2 separate regions of the Homo sapiens genome follow, and region 2 is linked to region 1. Evidence: chromatin loops called from intact Hi-C (ENCODE). Cell type or tissue: Panc1. All regions are shown on one strand.

Evidence for each region. A loop is a pair of places that touch in the nucleus more often than their neighbours do. Peaks named below come from ENCODE experiments on the same cell type or tissue, not always from the same donor. Only the 100,000 strongest peaks of a DNase experiment are listed, where the experiment ranks them.
Region 2: it touches region 1 in a loop (2.7-fold over the local background); 3 of 110 quality-filtered maps call a loop at or near these places.

Annotation. Positions count from the first base shown.
Region 1 is chr1:185,677,231-185,685,230 of GRCh38, forward strand. It overlaps LOC107985239 (a long non-coding RNA gene), which reads left to right. Exons shown (of 3, transcript XR_001738340.2): 2 at 2,219-2,325; 3 at 3,474-3,675. Among named protein-coding and RNA genes, the nearest start is that of GS1-204I12.4, 35 kb to the left of the region's middle. In Panc1, CTCF peaks have their summits at 4,007 (motif pointing left) and 4,210; a DNase peak (open chromatin) is centred at 3,991; H3K27ac peaks cover 800 bases.
Region 2 is chr1:185,201,632-185,209,631 of GRCh38, forward strand. SWT1 (SWT1 RNA endoribonuclease homolog) reads left to right here. Exons shown (of 19, transcript NM_017673.7): 11 at 1,023-1,168; 12 at 3,069-3,232; 13 at 4,994-5,132. Among named protein-coding and RNA genes, the nearest start is that of SWT1, 48 kb to the left of the region's middle. In Panc1, no CTCF peak of the experiment used is centred here; no DNase peak of the experiment used is centred here.

The DNA.
Region 1 (8,000 bases):
CATACAACCAGCCCTGCATGTCAGGTGGTTAGCTTTTGTTTTGAGATGAGCTGTAGAGGATTCAGAAGCTTTAGGGACTTAATAGCCATAAAGTGGGTTGGTTGACAAAGGTGCAGAATAAAAAGAGAGATCTAGAGGGCATTACTAACTTCTGAATGAAAGGTATGCATATCACTGGATTTTTACAGTAGCAGGTGATCATGAGTTACTGTTTTTAAACTTGCTCACTTTTGCCTTACGTAAGGGAGGTATTTTGATAAAATCCATGGTTACATTGTAAAATAATTATTCATCCATTAAAGCAATTCCAATGGTACTATTTTAGACATAAAGCATACCAATACTGTTTGTAGCCAAATTTAATAATGATACTACAAGAATTATTTTTCTACCCAAGAACTTTTTTTTTTCTCTTTTCCCTCCTTCAATTCCTGGCATGGGAGAGAGAATAATTTCTGTAAAACCGAAGTCTTTTCTCAAGACAACGTGATTATGCAGAACATTAGGTCTCCTTTTTTACCAAACAGGAAGTGCTTTGAACTTGTTGGATGATAACATGTCAGCATTTATTTTTGATGAACAACTCAAGAATATGAAATTGATTTGAATTAAAAATTATTTAATAAGTTTCATTTAATATTCATCCTTTGGAGCTGTAGTCAGCTCCAAATGAACTCTAATAATCTTTAAATCTGTTAAATCACTTTAATAATCTTCATCTTTTTAATTTAATTGATGTATTTATTGTCTTTTAATATCCAGAAAGATGACCATTTCTTACCTTGGAGAAAGGACATTAGGATTATATACCTCACTGGCTGAGTTTAGAAAAGTAGTAATTATCTTTCAGTGATAACAAGTGTATAGCTCATAATAGAAGAATTCATATTTCCTAAGATTTTTAAAGAAGTACTGCTCAATTTAGCAAAATTGTTACAGTTTTACAATTGCACCTCTTCTCTTTTTAGGTGTTAAATTGCATTTGGACTTTTATGGCTAAACAAAACAAATATTTCAAGAGGTAAGAAGGTACATGATGAACACACTTCCTTAGTTAAATGAAAATAAAGGAGTTTTAAAGAGGAAAATTGAACTAACCAAGTTGAAATAAGGTCTGAGGAAAATCTAGATCTCAGACACAAAGGAAATCTTTATCTTTTAAAAAATTCCAAAAGGCTTGCACTTATACCAAGCTTTTGAGTTGAGAATAAAGGCCAAATGCAATAAATTTAAAAAAAAAACCTGTTGGAAATGTTTAACGATATGCATGGAGACATATTCTTCAATCCAGATATGAGCTTGGAAATTTAATATGAAGCTTGTATTACTAAATGTGCAATTATAAAAGGGAGGATGTGCAGTGGCCTAGAATTTTCTGTACATGGGCTTGGACTTTGGGGAATGGAAGATTCGTGTTTGAATTCATGAATTCATGAGTTTTGTCATCATGTACACATCATGTCATTTGAGCAGCCTTAGCTTCCTCATCTGCAAAGGGACAAGACTATCAATTATTGCACTGACCTTTAAGACCATTTTCACCTTATTATTTTATAATTCTATGATTTATAATGGTAGTTTTTCTCTAGATAGCATTTTTCTGAGATCCAATTGGATCCTTTGATCCTTTGAGATACAATATTTTTGCATTTAAAATAACATATGGCATCCTTTCAATTACCTGAAGAAACAGAAAAAGGTTTATTTCAACTTTAAGAAGACTTATTTTTAATAATCCTGAAATTTTGAGGCATTAACTATTACTAGACACAGACCAGATTAGGAACTGGGGCTTATTAACATTTTGCTCTTCTGAAATTTTTATCATTAAGTCATTTTTGTGAAGAAGTTTCAAATAACATGGTTAAAATTCTCAGAGAATAACAGAAATGAAAATGAGTAAGATCAACATCAAACCACCACTATCCATCCTGACAAATGCCTTATAGTTCCAAAAATTCTCACAAACTGTTTCATAGATTTGGGCCTTGATCCCATCACCATTCCAGGAAAAAACAAATACCTACGTGAAGCAAGTTGGTAACTTAGTCATAACTCTTAAGATAGCTCTTGCGTTAGGGAAGCTGAAGTGTGAAAAGACAATGAGGATTTCCTTTCATTTGGCAGGACAAATAGGATTATAGAGTAAATCCATTGAAGAGGAAGAGAAACAAGGCACCTTGACCCTGACTGAACTTCCTTGTGTGATTCCCCCCAGGGGTGAGGAGAATGAGCTGACAGATTCTCAGTAATGCAGCCAAGGATGTGAAGAGGCAGGTCCGGAGCTTGCTGGAAGGACCAACTGTGCACACTCACGTTGGCAAGGTAATGAGTGGGAAGACAATACGTGCTCCAAAGCATCAAATGGCCTTGCTGTCCCTCTAAGCTTCTTCCTCTATTATATAACATCCTAACAAGGTTTTAATGAGAACCCAAATAGTGTTTTATTTAGCTGTGAACTGTAAACCACTTGGATACACTCTCCACTGGCAAAGTAAAATAACAGTTTTTATTACACCTGTGGTATAGATAGAAGGATAATGTAGCCAAATGAAAATCTAAAACAATCGATTGTTTCTGCAGCAAGTCTTTTGCTATGATTTGCCCCAAATATGCAACTTGATGGCTCAGCTTCACTCCCTTTCCTTTCTTTGACTCATGAGATTCAAAGAGCTCTAGAATGTTAAGGAGAGTCAGAAGGAACAGGACAGGAAATAGAGCAGTAAAAAGAAGAAAAGGTGCTAGATTTTATACAACCTGGGCAATCAGGACAGAAGTTTCTAAGACTTACTGCTTCAAATACTCTTCAAGGATCAAACTAATTAAATCAAACAATGTGAAAGGGAGGACAGTCATATTCATTCATTCATTCATTCATTCATCATTTGTTAAGTTACTCAACAAATGAATGTTTTATCGCCCACTGTGTCCTTGCTACAGCCTAGAGGTGAACTTGTGTCCATGACTCTTTCCTTCCTCTATAAACAGGTTCAGCTCCTCACCTGCCCTCCCCCTTGGGCTCAGACACCTGAAGCACACACTTCGCTGCATGCACTGCTACCTCTGCCTATCTTCCCAGGCTGGCTTCCTGAATGCCACTGGCTCTTCTTATCAGTTCACTGAATCTTTGCTCCTACCCTTGGTTTGGGTCCCATTCTTGTCTTCGTCATCTCCTTGAACTTAACCACTAGCTGAGCAACCCCTGATGAACATGATCTTCAAAATTCTGTTTTTTACTTCTCTAACACTCTCTCACTTATGAAGGCTCTCTTTCACCATGAGGTCACACGGCTCTGGCACAGTGCTTAGCACACATTAAGCCCTTACTCTATGTTTATTGAATAAATGAATGAGGGCCTTGGAGCCTCTTTGGCTCCTTCTACCCTTTCTCTGAGCCACAGATGTCACTTCCCCTCTGCTGTCACCTACAGCAACCAGCGTGCCCCACAGACTCACTTCCTATGTACTTTCAGCTCCGGAATCCCAGCTGAGCCAAGGCCCTGGCTTTACTTTACCTGGGAGAAGAGATCAGACCTCTACCCTCCGAAATAGCTGACCATTCATCTGGCAAATAATGGAACACCCTGACTGATTTCCTTGTGTTGGCTGTGTTAAAATAGCTTAATAATCTCCATGCAACAGAACTCCCTTGAGTAAATGTGAGTTTCAGACCCATCAGTGTTTGTGGCAATTATTCTGAACTGTTTTCCTTTAGCTAACCTGCTCGCATTTCTATCCTTCCCCTCACTTCCCAGATCTTACTTAGCTCAGCCTTCCAGGTACCCTTTCTTTTTTTTTCCTGAAAATTTTTTTTTTATTTTATTTTATTATTATTATACTTTAAGTTTTAGGGTACATGTGCACAATGTGCAGTTTAGTTACATATGTATACATGTGCCATGCTTGTGTGCTGCACCCATTAACTAGTCATTTACCCTTTTAATCTGATCTCTTGGAGCTAGTGTTTGTTTCTGACCTCTGATTCCTGATTTATGGCTCCCTCTTGTGGATATTGGCTTGGGTTTGCTCCACCAATGTATTCAGCCGAATTGGTTCTGAACAGCCCCTTCCCAAGCAAGGAGAGGTTTGAATAATTATAATATAATGATATAGTAATATGATACAACAGAAGTATGGCTAAGGTATATTACACATAAGGAAGGCCTAAGTCTGTCTGGGAGAGTCAGGTTAGCTATACAGAATTGTGAATTGGAAGGAGAAGTGGGAGGTTTCCAGGTAGACAAAAGGAAAAGATTGTTGGGTCATAGGACAATATACTTTGGTAATTAGGGTAATGGAGCCAGGAAAAAAGGGAGTCCAAGATAGGGTTCAAGCCAGGTTTCTGACTTCAGCAGCTAGGTGCCGGCCCCATATTAGAGAAAGCTGCAAGTTTAGAGTTGGTAGGTACTTATCTTGGTTTAATATGATACTTCATAGATAATGGAAATTACTACTAATACTATAAATTACTAGCCTTAAATATTCTTAAATATTTTGAACACATAGTTGAATATTTATAAGTGTCATTTACATTCAGGTAATTGATCAAAATATTATTTTGGCCACCATTAAAAGAGTTTTCCCAGTTTTTTTTTTTTTCTGTAGACCTCCGTGGTCATCCAAAGTCATTGATCAAGATACATATTTTGGCTTTAATGTACTCTTAGAAAAATGAAACTATATATGGATGCCCTTGTATATTATAGGCTTTTAGTATTTGACCCTGTTTCATTAGTCCAAACTTATGAGATTTATTCACGTGTTCATTTCATAAGAACGTTTTCGGCTTCTTCAAGGTGCAGGCCCTGTGTAATACCATGATGGTGAAGATCATATAAAATTGGGCCTATCTAGTGCGGCTATACTGGAAAATTTGCAACAGTGATCTTCCCTTCTGCTTCGTTATGCTCTATGAATTGTTAGTAGCTTTTGCAAAGTATACTTTACCTTAAAATTGATGGAATTAAATGTGTTGAAGGATAGCTCTAGCTATTGGGCTGTGTCATCACTGAGCAAGATTTTCATAGGTTCTGAAATATTGTCACTGCAGTGGCACCAATAAAATTAAGTTCAAAGTTATGGTAAAAGAGCAAAGTGAGTTAAGTGTATATTCTTTGAAAATACTCTTTATTTGATGTGAATTCTTCTTGACAGACAATGTAATTTTACTCAAAATTGAGGTCGTAATCTGCCTCGAAGAGAAAAATGCCACAAAACTAGAGCATATTATTCATCTTACCTTATCATGAGGTTGATTTGTTTATCTGTACTTAATTTTGGATTGGGAGAAGGTGAGTAGAGACCCATGTCACCTACTACTTACTTAAACCTGTCAGAATTTACAACTTTCATATCATTAGTAGAACAAATAATATGCATATATATTTTGCTTTTAACTTTTTAAAAATGGAAATAAGCCCCAGGGAAGAAACAAAAGTTGTTTTATCTTCAGTTAACTTAATATTTAACTTAAATGGGCCTAGCAACCATTTAAAATATCAATGCATTTAATTTCATTTATGAATACGGTATGTAAAATGAACACACAAATGCTAGATTACTACAGGGATACTAACTTTGTTGTTTATTTCAACTGGATCCTAAAGGGAATAATAATAAGAAAATAATTTTATGTGTGTGCGCACATGTGCATAGCCATCCTTGCGTTTTCTCCTGGTCTTTCATGGAGACCCCAAAGAATGAAGACAGTTGTTAATAGGGAGCATATGGTACCCAGCACAGTGTCTCTCACACAGTGGGGGACTCAACAAATATATGTTGAACCAGTGGAATTGCATCTGTCAGATCATTTTGCTTAGTAGAGAAGGCAGCTACCAAGCTTCTGTTCTGCTGAAATTAATGTTGCTTTCATTGAAATCTGATTTTCATAGGCTTTGGTTTTTCATTTGCAGAGATGATGTACAGTGTCTATTTTTTCACCAGGCATTGTAATTGTAGCTGATGAAAGAATGATTAGACAGACACACACAGTCCTTGCCCTTAATTGGCTGTCTCATTGGGGTGATATAGACCAACAGTGGCAAAATGATGTGATGATGGAATGAGTCAAGTGACTGGGAAAGCAAGCAGGCCACTTGAGTTCCAGAGAATGGGCCTGGGAGTAGGGACCCCAGAAAAGACTTGATGGAGGGCAGGAGTCCAAATGCATCTTGACATTTTTCTTTTCTTCCTTTTTAAAAACCTTTTGTAATGGAAATTTTCAAACATATACAAAGTAGAGAGATAATTTAACAGCTATCCTCACATAACCAATCTTGTTTTATCTATACTTCCTCACTCCCTACAACCCCTCAATAGGCTACTTTATTTTAATTAATTAATTTAAAGGAATTTATTTCTTACAGTTCTAGAGCCTGAGAAGTTCAAGGTCAAGGGGTCACATCTAATGAAAGCCTTCTTGCTGGTGGGGACTCTGCAGAGTCCTGAGGTGGTCCAAGGGGGTATCACATGGTAAGGGGGCTGAGCATACTACTGTGTTAGCTCAGGTCTCCCTTCTTTCTTTTCTTTGATGACATGAAACAGAGTCTTGCTACATTGCCCAGCCTGGACTTGAACTTCTGGGATCAAATGATCCTCCTGCCGCAGCCTCCGAGTAGCTGAGACCACAGTTGCTTGCCATAGAGCCCAGCTAAATAGACTATTTTAAATCCAATTTCATCTTATTTCATATTATTTCATCCATAAATATTTTAGTATGTATCCATAAAAGATCATCTCATTTTTACAAATAATTACAATACTATTCTCACCTAGAAATTAATAACAATTTCTTAATATTTTCAAATATCCAGTAAGATTCAAATTTCTTCTGTTGTTTCATGATTTTTTAAAAGGTAGTGTGCTTGAAACAAGATTTAAACAAGGCCCACACCCTACCTTTTGTTACTATCATATCAGAGTGTGTTTTGAATAGCATGAAGAACTATCCAAGGGAGTGTATGCCTTATGTAGGCAGGTGCTTATTTTGTGTTTCATTCACTGTTTCGTTATTGTTGTTGTCATGGTTGTTTACTGCTTTGGTTACTTATAACCTAGAACAGTGCTTAACACATAATAGGTGCTCAAAAATGTTTGTTGTATGAAAGGATGAATAAAAGAATGAGGTAGGGAGGCATTTCAAGCTGAGGGAGCAGTGTGAGTGTGAAGGTCTGAAGACCTGTGAGATCATAATGCATCTGCAGAACTATCCATTATATGTATGGCTGGAGCATAGAATCAAGGTGATAGTAGGACATGTGACTGAACCTAATTAGGGACCAGCTCATCCAGTGCTAAGCAGACTGATTTGGAACTTTTGAAGAATTTTCAGGAGAGGAGTGACATGATCAGATTTGCATTTTGGAAAGATAGTGGTTTCAAGTTGTGCCTGAGAGACCAGGAGATCCCTTGTAGATGGTGTCACATTCAAAACAACACCAATCAGGCAATGAAAATTAATTCAACGGAGTTTAAATGTTTATTGCAATGTCCCAAGAAAATTCCTTGCTATGTCGCCCATGCTGGAGTGCAGTGGTGCGATCTCAGCTCACTGCAACCTACAACTCCCAGGTTCAAGTGATTCTTGAGCCTCAGCCTCCTGAGTAGCTGGGACTGCAGGCACACACCACCAGGACCAGATAATTTTGTATTTTTAGTAGAGACAGGGTTTCATCATGTCGGCCAGGCTAGTCTCAAACTCCTGATATCAGGTGGTCTGCCCACCTCGGCCTCCCAGACTACTGGGATTACAGGGGTGAGCCACCATTCTTGTCATAGTAAACCTCTTCAAATTTTCTCCCTGACATCTCTTTCCTGCCAAAATCTGTCATGTGAACTTCATTCACGTACGCTGTCTTGAATTCGTCACCTTTTATCCTTTGCTCATCTATTTTGTATTCCTGCTTCTGGCCAGTAGTCCTGTAATATAAATCCAGATAAACTTCAGGCTTTTTCCATTTCCTCTTGGCCCATCAGGCCAGATGGAAGTCTTCTCAGTTCCA
Region 2 (8,000 bases), 480 kb before region 1:
GCAGAAATCACCTGCTTTCTGCATTGATCTAGCTGGGAGCTGCAGACTGGAGCTGTTCCTATTCTGCCATCTTGCCAGCTGCCAACCTAGAGCACTCTCTCCCTTAACTTTCCAGCTGCCCTGGTCAACCTTGAACATGGTTCTTTGACATTTCAAGCCACTAATACTTGTCACACTTGATGAATTGGGAAATGCCCTCAGGTAAAAAGAGACTTGTAGTTCTCGCTATGCATTTTCTGTGTCTTCAGGGTAGACTCCCACTCCAGCTTCTGCCTACATTCTGTTGCTTTCTAGTGCCTTCAAATAGTTAATATATTTTTTTTTTGGTTTAGATTTTATAATTCTCATTCGTAGTAGGGTTAGTGTGACCAAACTACTATGCCATTAACAGAAGCTGGAAGCCTACTGGCCTCCAGAACAATTTAATAAACACAGATACGATCATGTCATTTTCCCACTGAAGCCCTTAAGTTTCCTGTTTTTTAATGCCCTTGTCGTTCTCTATAACCTCATAAACTGGTCTCATGCACTATGTTCTAATCATATTGGCTTCTTTCAGCAAACAGCAAGTTTGTGCTATTTGTCTTATGCTTAATCTGAGTAAATTTGTACTTGTCTGCCTACTGTGAATTATTTCTCATACATAGCTCTCTGTTTATTTCTCTTTGGATAATCACATTCCTGTATTCAAATCCAGCTCCCACTTACTGGGTGTAACTTTGGACAAGTTACTTAACTTTACACCTCAATTCCCCATCTGTGAAATGGGGGTAAAGTTAATACTACTCCTACCTCAGAAGTTTGTTGTGAGGATTAAATAGATTTATATATATATATATAAAGCACTTTAGAATGGTGCCTAGTACCCAAAGCTCATATTTTTTTAAAAAAGTTGTTATTCTTTCTTAAGGTATAGGCTGAGAATCACCTGCCTCTGACTAGATCTCATGTGTTTTGATTTGCCATGTGGTTTACCTTATAAAAAATATTTTTTCCTCCTAATCCCAACCTCCCAACCTTAGGGATGATAGAAACTTAAGAAACAAAGGCCTAATAAGTGGTGTGAAGTCACTCAGTAAAGAAGAATTGAGTGCAGAGTTATTACACTTATCTCTGAACACAGATGTGTGTCATCAGCCTTGTATTCCTAAGCAACAGTTGAAAGCAGGTAGTATTTTTACTATAAATAATTAGAGATATATCTTATTTTATACACTAAGATTATTTATAACATTAGAATCGATAGTAAATTTTTATTTTGTACATTTAAAATAACATCGTTTGGAATACTTGCTGGCATGTAAGTCATTGAATAAATGGAAGTTATGATGGTAATCCAAAAGAAAACATAATTAACATTATTACCTTCTATATGTACTTTTACAAATTAATTTGATGTTTTTGTCTGCACGCTTACATACATTTTTACATTATAATCACTGTGTACATGCTAATTTGTACCTTGCAGAGTGTACCTGTATTTTTCACCTTCATTTTCTTCAAGTGAAACAGAGTATTCCTTTTAAATTAATAGCAGTTATAGGAGATATTTAGTTGACATAGAGATAATTTTTTAGTTTCTTTTTTAAGTTGGCTTTCTATTTATAACCTATTAATATGATAAAAACTCAGCTAGCAATAGAGAAACTTGTTGGAATCTAGTAATAGTTTTCTTTTTAAAAATTTTAAACTAATAATCAAGAAGTAACAGGCCGGGTGCACTGGCTTACGCCTGTAATCCCAGCACTTTGGGAGGCCGAGGCGGGTGGATCACCTGAGGAGTTCGAGACCAGCCTGGCCAACATGGGGAACCCCTGTCTGTACTAAAAATACGAAAAAATTCGCCGGGCGTGGTGGCGGGCGCCTGTAATCCCAGCTACTCGGGAGGCTGAGGCAGGAGAATTGCTTGAACCCAAGAGGTGGAGGTTGCAGTGAGCCGAGATTGTGCCATCGTACTCCAGCCTGGGCAACAAGAGCAAAACTCCGTCTCAGAAAAAAAAAAAAAAAGTAAGGACAATACTATTATTTCATTTTTTTTCACCAGAATAATCTGTTCTGTAGCTTGATATTTGAAGAAATATTTTATTAAACCTGACATTATTTATAAGTACATCCCACCTTTCCCCTCTTTGGGGAAAATGATTATTGAAGTCTCTAATATATGTGCATTTTATATATAATTGTGAAAATAGTCATATATACATATATACTACTTATTTACCCTTTTTGGAAATAACGTTTTTGTCATAATATTCAAAATGGCCTTTGAAGGAATAACAGGATATTCTAGTTTACAGTTTTTCAAGGGTAGTGTGCCTTTAGCTTGTCCACTTTGTAGAGATAAGCCACTTAATATTTTTAATTTTGCCATAAGAAAATTACAGTTGTTTTCAAGTATCTAAAAAGTAATGTTAATGAAGTGATATCACTTAAAATAATAAAAGCTCCTTTTAAAGGAGGAGGGCATGAAGATAGTTAAGCTGGAAATTTATTGATGTGGGCTGAGTTTAGAAAAATATTCCGTTTTTGCCAGCTACTCGGGGTGCTGAGGCAGGAGAATCTCTTGAACTCAGGAGGCAGAGGTTTCAGTGAGCCAAGATCGCGCCACTGCATCCAGCCTGGGCAACAGAGCGAGACTCCGTCTCAAAAGAAAAAAAAAAAGAAAAATATTCCATTTTTGGAAAAAAACCCATTTTGATCCATAGTTCTTGGTTTTTTGTTGTGAATAAATCCAAGGCATTCTTGTAACTCTCTTTGGAAAATAATAAAATTAAATTGTAGTTGAAATATCGCATACATTTCTTACATTTTTATTTGAGTAAAAATATTATTTAATTGCCTGTTAAAAAGATAAAACATTTGTTAAAGTAATATATTTATGTTGCATCTAAAGCAACTATAATAGAGATACATGTTTCTAAATTGTTTTGAAAATAAAATATTTGTTTGTTTTATATATAATTAAAATATATACATAAAATGTTTACTGTTTATGGCAATATACTAATTATATGTATAATAATTACTGTTAGCATTCTAAATAAAGTCTGTAACTATTTGTTTTAAAGAAACAACACCCTTGAAAGAGAGCTATAAGGAGGAATCTACAAATTCTGGACTGTCCATTCTGCTTGAGAGCATTGTATCTGATCTTGAAAAATCTCTTGGAACAGGTTTATCTTCAATATTAGAAACAGAAATGAAAATTGCTTTTGGAAACCTTTGGATGGAGGTGATTAGTTGAACTCTATTAGTTGAAAATTTCTTTTTTATTGCTGAAGATTTGTTATCTTAAGAAATATTACTTGTATAAAATGCATACGCTTCATTGAATAATCTGTATCATGTTACATTTTTCTTCAAGTTTTTGAAATAGTTTTTTGACAGTTAAATGATGGACATTTCTTAATGGTTAGGAATATATGTTATTCTTTTTTTTGAGCAAACAGATATTTATTTTGCATCTGCTGTGTGTCAGATGCACTGTCCCATGGTGCTTAAATTGAATGAAAAAAAACTTGTCTATTTAATTTGAGTCAAAATGTCTAATATAAGGAATCTCTCTAGCAATATGTATTCAGAAAAAGAAGTATGTATTTTTGCTTGTGCCATGTAAATGTAAGAATCAGAGTATAAGTTGATTGTATTAGTAAGATATTTTGAAATTTCTTTGGATTCACACCTTTTTGACAATCAGTAAAACTCTAATAATAATGGTTTCAAAAGTTCAGTGTTTTTTGTTTTGTTTTGTTTTGAGACGGTGTCTCGCTCTTGTTGTCCAGGCTTGAGTGCAATGGCATGATCTTGGCTCACTGCAACCTCCGCCTCCCAGATTCAAGTGATTCTCCTGCCTCAGCCCCCCAAGCAGCTGGGATTACAGGCATGTGACATCACGCCCAGCTAATTTTTGTATTTTTATTAGAGACGAGGTTTCACCATGTTGGTCAGGATGGTCTTGAACTCCTGACCTCAAGTGATCCTTCTGTCTCAGCCTCCCATAGTGCTGGGATTACAGGCGTGAGCATTTATAGCTAGGAGAAACATGATTTTGCATCAATCATAGCTTGTATCTATTCCAGCTGTTCTGTGAGATTCTAATATTTGCCAGAACGGTGCATTTGCTACTTGATTATATTGACAAAGTTGAACCAAAATGATGACGAATCATCAGAAGATACTAGGAGTGTTGATATCTCATAGTAGAGATAAGGAAAGTAATTGTATATATGTGAGTGATTCAGAAAAGGAAGTGCTGACATCTTATAGAATTAAATGATCAATGTTTTTAATAGGCATGTCTTTGCAAGAGTGTAACAAGTGACAGTTGTCACTGACATCTTTTTTCTTCTCTTTTTTTTTGAGATGGAGTTTGGCTGGAGTGCAGTCGCGTGATCTCGGCTCACTGCAACCTCCTCCTTCCGGTTTCAAGCTATTCTCCTGTCTCAACCTCCCAAGTAGCTGGGAATACAGGTGTCTGCCACCAGGCCCAGCTAATTTTTGCATTTTTAGTAGCTATGGGGTTTCACCATGTTGGCCAGGCTGGTCTCGAACTCCTGACCTTGTGATACGCCCACGTCGGCCTCCCAAAGAGATAGGATTACAGGCATGAGCCACCGAACATCTTTTTTCTATACTGATTTTCACCCAGTTACATGAAATAATTAGATTAATTTTCTTATAGCGATGACTGCGTTGACAAGTAGATTGAAGGACCTTAGCTGATAAAACTATGTTTCCTCTGATTAGATGTATGTTTTTCTTTTTTGCACAGTTTCTGAAACTATTAAGATTAATACTAACATGAGTTTTACAAAAGCAATTTGCAATGGAATTAGCATTTTAATGTTATGATTGACTTTACATCTTTTAATTTAAAAAGAATCCAACTAATTATATTTTGCTCAAAATATATGTAGGAATTCCTAAATAGGTACTTTTTAATAATTGGAATAATAAATCTAGAGATGTTAATTTTTTTCTACATACTCTTTAGATCCTGTACCTGAAACCACCATGGACTCTACTACATTTACTACAGTGCTTTAAAAAACATTGGTTGGCTGTATTTGGATTAGTTATGGAAAAGAACTTGCTTTTAACTATTGAGAGCCTATACAAAAATCTCCGTAAAGGTATGAATCTTTTATTTTTCTCTTTAGCAGTGTTGTATTAAGTCAGACTAGCAGATATATTTCCTGGGATGTGAAGATAAATTAATGAAGAATTTGTTAATTAGTTCTTAATCATTTATACTTCTAATTTATAAAGGTATTTGTGGAAACTGGATGAACAGATGCAGCTCATAGAGCTATGTATTTGTGGAAACTGGATGAATAGATGCAGCTCATAGAGCTTGTGACTGTAAATGGTATTGTTGATATTTCAAAATATTGTGAATATATAATTTTTGATGATGTCTACTTTGAAAACTTTTAAAACCATGTTTTACATTCTGTTCAGATACACCAATAGAATTAATTAGACTTTTTTCGTTTCTTACAGTGTTTAACACAAACTTTGAGCACATTTCATGTACTAATTTTCAGAATAGTGTGTCAAGGTTTCTATTTAAACTATATAGATAAGGAACAGGAAACCTTTGGCTTTGGTGTATAGTGAATTTTAGAACTGGAAGAGACCACAGTGAACAACTTAGTTGTTTTTTAAACTATATTGAACAGAACTTTTGGCTTCTTGAAGTGCCTCTGCTGCCACAGATGGATGATGGAAAGATTGAAGGGGGAGCCCAGTAGGTGGTGCCTTTGGCCCTCAACCCCAACTTTAGCCAGAGCAGCTTTTAAAAATTTCTTTATGGAGATTCTATATAGGACTTGGAAAAAAGTTTATCTGCTGTGAGGAAAAAAATGTGAGAAAAACTGATCTAATGTTATTAAAGCCTATATTTTATGATCAAGTAAACTAGTCTTGAAACAGTAAGTGACTTGTTCAAATAACTAGATTTGTCTTGTTATGCCTTTAAAAGGCAAAGACTGGGCATGGTGGCTCATGCCTGTAATCTCAGCACTTTGGGAGGCCAAGGTGGGTGAATTGCTTGACCCCAGGAGTTCAAGGCCAGCCTGGGCAACATGGTAAAACTCCCTTTCTAAAAAAAATACAAAAGTTAGTCAGGTGTGTGGTGCATGCCTGTAGACCCAGCTACTTGGGAGGCTGAGGTGGGAGGATCATCTGAGCCTGAGAGGTAGAGGTTGCAGTGAGCCAAGATGGTGCCACTGCACTCCGGCCTGGGCAACAGAATGAGACCCTGTCTCAAAAAAACATATATATAATATAAATAAGCAAAGTGTGATTATTATTAAAGGTTCAGTTGGTACTTTGCTTTTTTCAAACTCCTCACATGAAGTGATGTGTTTATTATTTCATATATTAATTATATCCAGCGTACTTCTGAAGCATAACTCTGATGGCTTCTAACAACCTGAGTACAAGAGGGCCGTTAAATAATTAAATTATTAAAGGCACCAAGGCCAGATAATGAAGAATAGGAGATGATTAATCATGAATCATATGCAAATCATTATTGCAGCACTTGAGCCCAGATTCTAACCTTAAAATCTTCATAGAAGCTAGGAAAAAAAGGAAAAAAATTGCATATTCTATGATAGGTGTACCTTATTCTCTGTCTTTTCCTTGAAGTGTAAACTCTTTGAAAATGAGTTGTTCTCAGAGGAGTAAAGGGTAGAATAGTGATTACCAGAGGATGGGGAAGGTGCAGTGGTAGGGGATGATAAGAGATTGAGCAATATAAAAAGCTACAGTTAGATAGGAGGAATAAGTTCTGGTGTTCTGCTGCATTGTAGGATGACTAGAATTAACAGTTACGTATTGTGTATTTCAAAATAGCTGTAAGAGAATATTCCTATCACAAAGAAATGATAAATGCTTAAGGTCATAGATATGCTAATTACCCTGATTTAATTGTTACACAATTTATACATATGTCAAAACATCACATTGTACTCCATAAATATGTACAATTATTATGTGTCAACCATAAATAAAGTAAGTCGATAAATAAATATTTCCCCTAGGGGATTTAAAGCACCTAGTCATTTCCTTATGTCTCATCCATGTTAGATGTTCGATGAATATCTTTTTTTTTTTTTTGATCTCCTAACATGATGCATTTACTCAGGAGTAAGGAAAAAGGATTCTAATCTAGGATGCATAGCTGTGGCAAGCCACAAGTGCACCTGAAGAGGAGAGAGTAAGGGAAAGCTTTTATTGGCAAAAAGAAGTTCATACAAGCTGCTTAAAAACAGAGTTTATTGGTGCCTGAGGCTCAAAGTCAGAGTTGGCATTAGTTCATTGGTGGAGACACTGTTACTGGGCAAAAGTTTTTTCAAGAACGTCTTATCTGAACTGCTGTGGTCCTAAAGAATGTCTAGTGATAAACCCGGTTTAGAAATATGTGCATACATGCAAGACGTGGATCATGAAAAGCATGAGATGCATGAAGGACATGGAGGAATTTCTTGTGGGATTTTTTTAAGAAAATCCTTGAGACTGTTGTTATCTCAGAAATGCAAGCATGAGCTCCCCTCCTTCGTGCTATCCTGGCTCCAGTTTCTTATTTATTTATTTATTTATTATTATACGTTAAGCTCTTGGGTACATGGTGCAGAACGTCCAGGTCTGTTACATAGGTATACACGTTCCATGGGGGTTTGCTGCACCCATCAACCCATCATCTACATTAGGTATTTCTCCTAATGCTATTCTGTAGTCCCCCACCCCCTGACAGGCCCCAGTGTGTGATGTTCCCCTCCCTGTGTCCATGTGTTCTCATTGTTCAGCTCCCACATATGAGTGAGAACATGTGGTGTTTGGTTTTCTGTTCTTGTGTTAGTTTGCTGAGAATGATGGTTTCCACTTTCATCCATGTCCCTGCAAAGGAGATGAATTCATCCTTTTTTATGGCTGCATAGTATTCCATGGTGTATATGTGCCACATTTTCTTTATCCACTCTATCATTGAAGGG